2 separate regions of the Homo sapiens genome follow, and region 2 is linked to region 1. A link is a loop called in an ENCODE intact Hi-C map of the cell type or tissue named here. Cell type or tissue: heart left ventricle. All regions are shown on one strand.

What was found. Hi-C counts contacts between places; a loop is a spot of excess contacts. Peaks named below come from ENCODE experiments on the same cell type or tissue, not always from the same donor. Only the 100,000 strongest peaks of a DNase experiment are listed, where the experiment ranks them.
Region 2: it touches region 1 in a loop (2.4-fold over the local background); 25 of 110 quality-filtered maps call a loop at or near these places.

The regions. Positions count from the first base shown.
Region 1 is chr9:38,016,108-38,018,607 of GRCh38, forward strand. It overlaps SHB (SH2 domain containing adaptor protein B), which reads right to left. Exons shown (of 6, transcript NM_003028.3): 2 at 1-24. Among named protein-coding and RNA genes, the nearest start is that of SHB, 52 kb to the right of the region's middle. RefSeq lists an enhancer at 779-1,542 and a silencer at 1,225-1,519. In heart left ventricle, a CTCF peak has its summit at 1,415; a DNase peak (open chromatin) is centred at 1,444; H3K27ac peaks cover 1,604 bases.
Region 2 is chr9:37,967,911-37,970,410 of GRCh38, forward strand. All of the region lies in intron 3 of SHB (SH2 domain containing adaptor protein B), which reads right to left. Among named protein-coding and RNA genes, the nearest start is that of SLC25A51, 65 kb to the left of the region's middle. In heart left ventricle, no CTCF peak of the experiment used is centred here; a DNase peak (open chromatin) is centred at 1,391.

The sequences.
Region 1 (2,500 bases):
TGAGTAGTCATCGGCTATGGTCACCTGCAGGGAGGAAGATGGCAGGTGTGAGTCCACCTTTGGCTTTTTTGTTTCACATCTCTTCACAGCTAGGCTTTGGGCCTCAGCTAGATGAGCAAGGAGAGGCAGGGGAGGCAGGAACTAAAGCCGGCGCCCGGACTCAGGGAGCTCCACATCTCACAGGGGTAACGAATGGGACCCATACTGGCAGGGCTCCACTGCGATGAAGAGCCCTCTGAGCTCGTGCATGCCTGGCTGGCTCCAGGCACAGTGAGGTGAGAACAGAAGGGCATCTGGTGAAGGTAACAATGCACACTAAGCATGGAGGCGAGAACCTGGAGGGCATCCTCAGGGAATGTGAGTTGCTCGGTTTAATGGAATGGAAGTGGAGGAAAAGTTGGAAACGAGATCACAGAAAGCCTAGAAATGCTGACATGCTCCTGGTGCTGGCTGAGGCACAGAAGAGTTTGTCTAGAGATAATTAGCTCGGCGTTCCATTTCCCCAGACCTGGAACATAACCACGCCTTGGGTCATCAGACAACAATTTGGTGAGATCAACTACATACAAAGATCACTGTGGCCCCAGACAGACCAAATAAAAACACAAAAGCAGCTCAAGGATCGACAGACAGCCAGGGCCAGTAAGGACCTGAAAGCAACAAACCCAAAGACCCCTCGACAACACATGGGTAAACTGAGGTCCAGTGTGAGCAGAGGCTTGGCCAGATCTTCTGCCTCCCAGGGCCCTGCCTGAGCTCCCCACTTGTCTGTAGTCCAGAACACAGCCCCTGCCTCTTCTCCCCAGAGAAAAATTCTCCAACTCACAGACAAAGAGTGAGTCACCTGGGGGTGGGGGGCACTCCCATGAGAACCTGAGTATCTGGGATTCTAACACTTCAGAGACCACCGTTCCACGTTTTCCCTGGAGAAGAGTAAAAATTCTCGATTGCAGGCTCCAATTAAACATGGCAAGTGTTCCTCCCTCTTTTTACTTCCTAACCTTTAGGAGAGGCACAGAACCCACCGAATCCACGCCCCTCCTGCTTAGCCCCGCTTCATCATAAACTTGTCCTGGGACTTCCCTCTTGCCCTTTTTGGTCACATTTCTGGCAAAGACCAAGCCCTCAGCTCCTCAGCCAGTGCCACCCGGCTGCTTCTCTTGGGAGGGGGCAGGTTAGCGTTCCTCTCAACCCTTGGGGTTACATGAATTGTTATTTAAATTGTGGGTTTAATTAGAAACCACAGGAGCCTGTTCTCTCAGCTCCTGGAATGTAAGGCATTTGAGGGGCCTGCAAACTCAGGGGAAGGGAAAATCCCCCTTTGTCTGCCTGGTAAATGGCAGCTTGTGGCAGCCGTCCTGGCAGGGTGAGCAAGTGACCGCCAGCTGCCAGGAATGTGATGCCCGGAAAGGGACAGCAGGCGGCAGCTCTGTCCCTGGCAAGTGGCTGGAGGCCAACGGGAGGTTTAGCACACAGCGGTCACTGCTCCCCAAACAAGAGAAGCTCATCAGTGAAGACCGAAGCCCAGAGTGCCCAGCACTGGAGCATCTATGGCTCCCGCTGCCGCTACTCCACCACTTTCTCCGTGGCTGTGGCTCAGGCTCTGAGTCCCAGTGGGGACCCAGTAGGGGTGGCTTCCAGATGCTGACATTGTAATGGCAGCCTTTCTTGAGACTCACTGAGCTCAAATGACACCAGGCCAGGGAAAGAAGGGGTGGGAGAGAGCTAGGCCTTGCAATGTCTTTCATTTGCTATTTCTACTCTACCATTTGCAGAATACATTAGGGAGAAAATTATACACATAAACTGCTGTCAAACGGAACAGTTCAGATGCTGGTCAGGTGCAGGGTTTTGTGTCTCAGAGTTCAAGGGGCCAGACATCCAAATGGAGAAAATGAGTTGCTGCTGTGGATGACATCTAATCTTATTTCTCTTGTCCCAGATTTCCTCACTGTCTCTCTTCAACATGAACATGCTCCATCTATTTTGCAATAAGGAAGGGAAAAAATGTCTCCCCTGGAAAACAAAATCATTTGGGGGGATTTGCTGGCGGGGTGGGAGAGGCAGTTGGGTTGCAGTCTCCATAGTAATCTAGAAATCGCCATTCCAGCTCTCAGAAGTGCTCTGTAATTTGCAAACACAGAGGTTTGCAGGATATAAACCAAATCTTTGTTTGCCCTGGGACAGGAGTTCTGGAAGGACTGTGATTCAGCAAGTGCTACCTATATTTTCTAATTAAAATGAGATCTGAGCTCAGGCTGTCATGGAGCTGCGGCTGCCTGCTCCACTTACTTCCGTTTCAGTAAGAATGTACAAATCCTAAAACCAGGAAAAGCCCCTGGTCTCTGCTGACATATGGTTCCAGTTATACCTGCTGACAGTTGAAAATCCTTCCATTGAAAAAAAAAAAAAAGTCTAGAATTCTGTTAGTTTAAGAAGCAAATTGGAAAGTTCCTAAAATGTATATTTAATCAATTTGCTTTTGAACTTCAAAGTGAGG
Region 2 (2,500 bases), 48 kb before region 1:
CAATCCTCGGGAGGGACTGAGTAAAGAATGGAAGAACCAGGGGACTCGTTAGAACTGTTGCTGGAATTGGGATATGGGGTTTCCTGAAGAAGTGGTGCTTTCCACACCATCCGTGCTTCCCATTGCCAGGCATAACTGGGAATGAGCTTTGGAAACAGGTCCTCTGTGGCCACTAAGTACTTCTTTATGCAACATGGTTTTTATGTTAAATTGAATTTTATGTAATACAGCAAGCCCCCTCTGAACACCAAAACCAATTCTGAAAACCAAAACACCAAATGATCCTTTAGGGCTTACCATGTCTTTTCATTCAGATCTTTTGTTTTTATTTAATCAACACAGAGATCCAGTGTGAGAAGTTGTGACCATCCCCATTTTACAGATAAGTAAACTAAGGCTCAGGGAGACTGAACAGTCTGTCTCAGGTCCCGAAGTGGTGAAGGGTGGAGCCGGCATGTGAACTTGGGACTGTCTGACTCATCCCATTGCCCCATGGGTCCCAACATGCAAGACACTGTCCTAAACTTCTAGGGCAGAGAAATCTGCCAAGGAGCTAGTGGGGAAGACAGATAAGTACCCAAAATAAGTATGCTGAGCAGTATTTGAGTCATGTGTCTTTTATCTTTGCTATGAGGCAGACCTGGCTGAGCCAAGGACACTGCCTGAAGAGTAACTTTCACGGAGACAAAGCTTCAGATGGTGAATCGAAATGAGATGACTTAGTTTCTCAAGAAGGTCTGGGGGGTGCCCTTCACACACCCTCCTGTCATCTGGCTCCTCTATCAAGCTCAAGAGCTGCAGTTACTTACTTCTCAGATACAAGTGCAAATTATTAAAGACATAGCCGTTTACTCACTGGGTTAAAAGGAAATGCTGGTCATTCCTCTATGTATGGCCTGACTGGCTCTGCCATGAGGTCTCCAGCTGTTCCCTTCTCCACTCTGAGCCTTAGTTTCCCCAGAAGGACAGGGAGTGGGACTCTATGGTATGTGGGACTCTATGGTATACGGGCCCCTCTCTGTGCTGAGTGGTGGTAGGAGAAGACCAACCCATGGGATGGCGCTGGTCCCCCTCCAATGAAAGCACGAACCTCCAGAACCCAGTCCCCCACAGAAACCCTGACTGGATCCATTTCAGGTGGGAAGCCACCACCCAGTTACATATCCTGGTGTAGATGTCGCAGAAATTAGTGCAAGTGAGATGAAGAAATTAGTGCAAGTGAGATGAAGGGCATGCGATACCTCTTGAGGGCTGTGGGGGGATGAGAGCTCCAATCATATTTCCTGCAGCATCTTGGATAGCACCAGAGAGGCCAGACATTTGACTGGGTTAGGGCAGGGGCTCTGGAGTTGGAGCTGACAGGTTCAAAGTCCGGCTCTGCTGCTGACCAGCCATGGGCTGGGCCCCCAGCCAAGTTATTTCTTCTCATGGGACCTTAGCTTCCTTATCTGTAAAAGGAGGAAACTAACCTCCCAGAGGGTGATTATGAGGATTGAATGAGAGAATGCACACAGAAAGTGCTCAGTAAATGCTAGCAACAATGCCAGTACTTTCCTGATGTGATACCCATCAAATCTCACCAAGACCCTTCTGAAGTGGGAACTACTGGTCTTACTTCCCAGGTGGAGAAACTGAGACTCCCAGGACATGTTCATGCCCAGTCCTCACACTGGTCCTTCAGAGGTGTGAAGACACCGATTTGGTGTCTTTGCCACCTCCACCGAGGTCTGCTTCTACAGGCTATCCACCCCGGCTCCTTGGTCCCTGCCTGTGGGCCCCTCCCTACGTGGCCACTTTCTGCTCAGGTTCCATTTGTCCATCTTGCAATCTGTGCCACACAGCCTGGCAACCAGGTAGACCTGCCACACCAACCTGCACCACCCCCAGACACCATGACATCATCCAAGGCTCCTTGTCCCCTTCCCAACATTGGGCAGGGGGTGCCACATAGGCCTCGTGTGGGCCCAAGCTGCACCTGGCGGGGGTGGGTTGGGGACAGAGCAAGAAGGCCATTTCTAGACCCAACTGCTGGCCTTGCTGGTTGCTGTAAAGACTCCTGGGGTGATTCAAAGTGGGCCAGGAACAGAGTCTAGCCTGCTCTGGAAGGCTGGTGTCTCTGCCGGGTGGGAAGGGGGCTGACAGCTTGATGGAAGCCACATCACTTCCCTGTGGAGGCAGAGCTGCAGTCCACTCCCTGCAGCCAGCAGCCCGTGGTGGAACCTGACTGGGCATTGTCCTGGGGATTGGGATCCGACAAGTGGGAGTGGGGGTCTGGTGAGGCCACAGTCAGCTTCCTGGAGAAGAGCAGGCAACGAACACCCAGGGTTTGCTGTTTGGACGGCTCCAAGTATTTCTCACCAACAACTCTCTGAATCCTTAATTAAATTCCATGTCAGCCATTCTCAGAGAAGGGGAAACTTTCATTCCTAAGAAGTTGGGGCCACCTCACACACTCTAAGAGCTGTTTTTGTGACAACTGGGAAGTGATAACTGAGCCTTC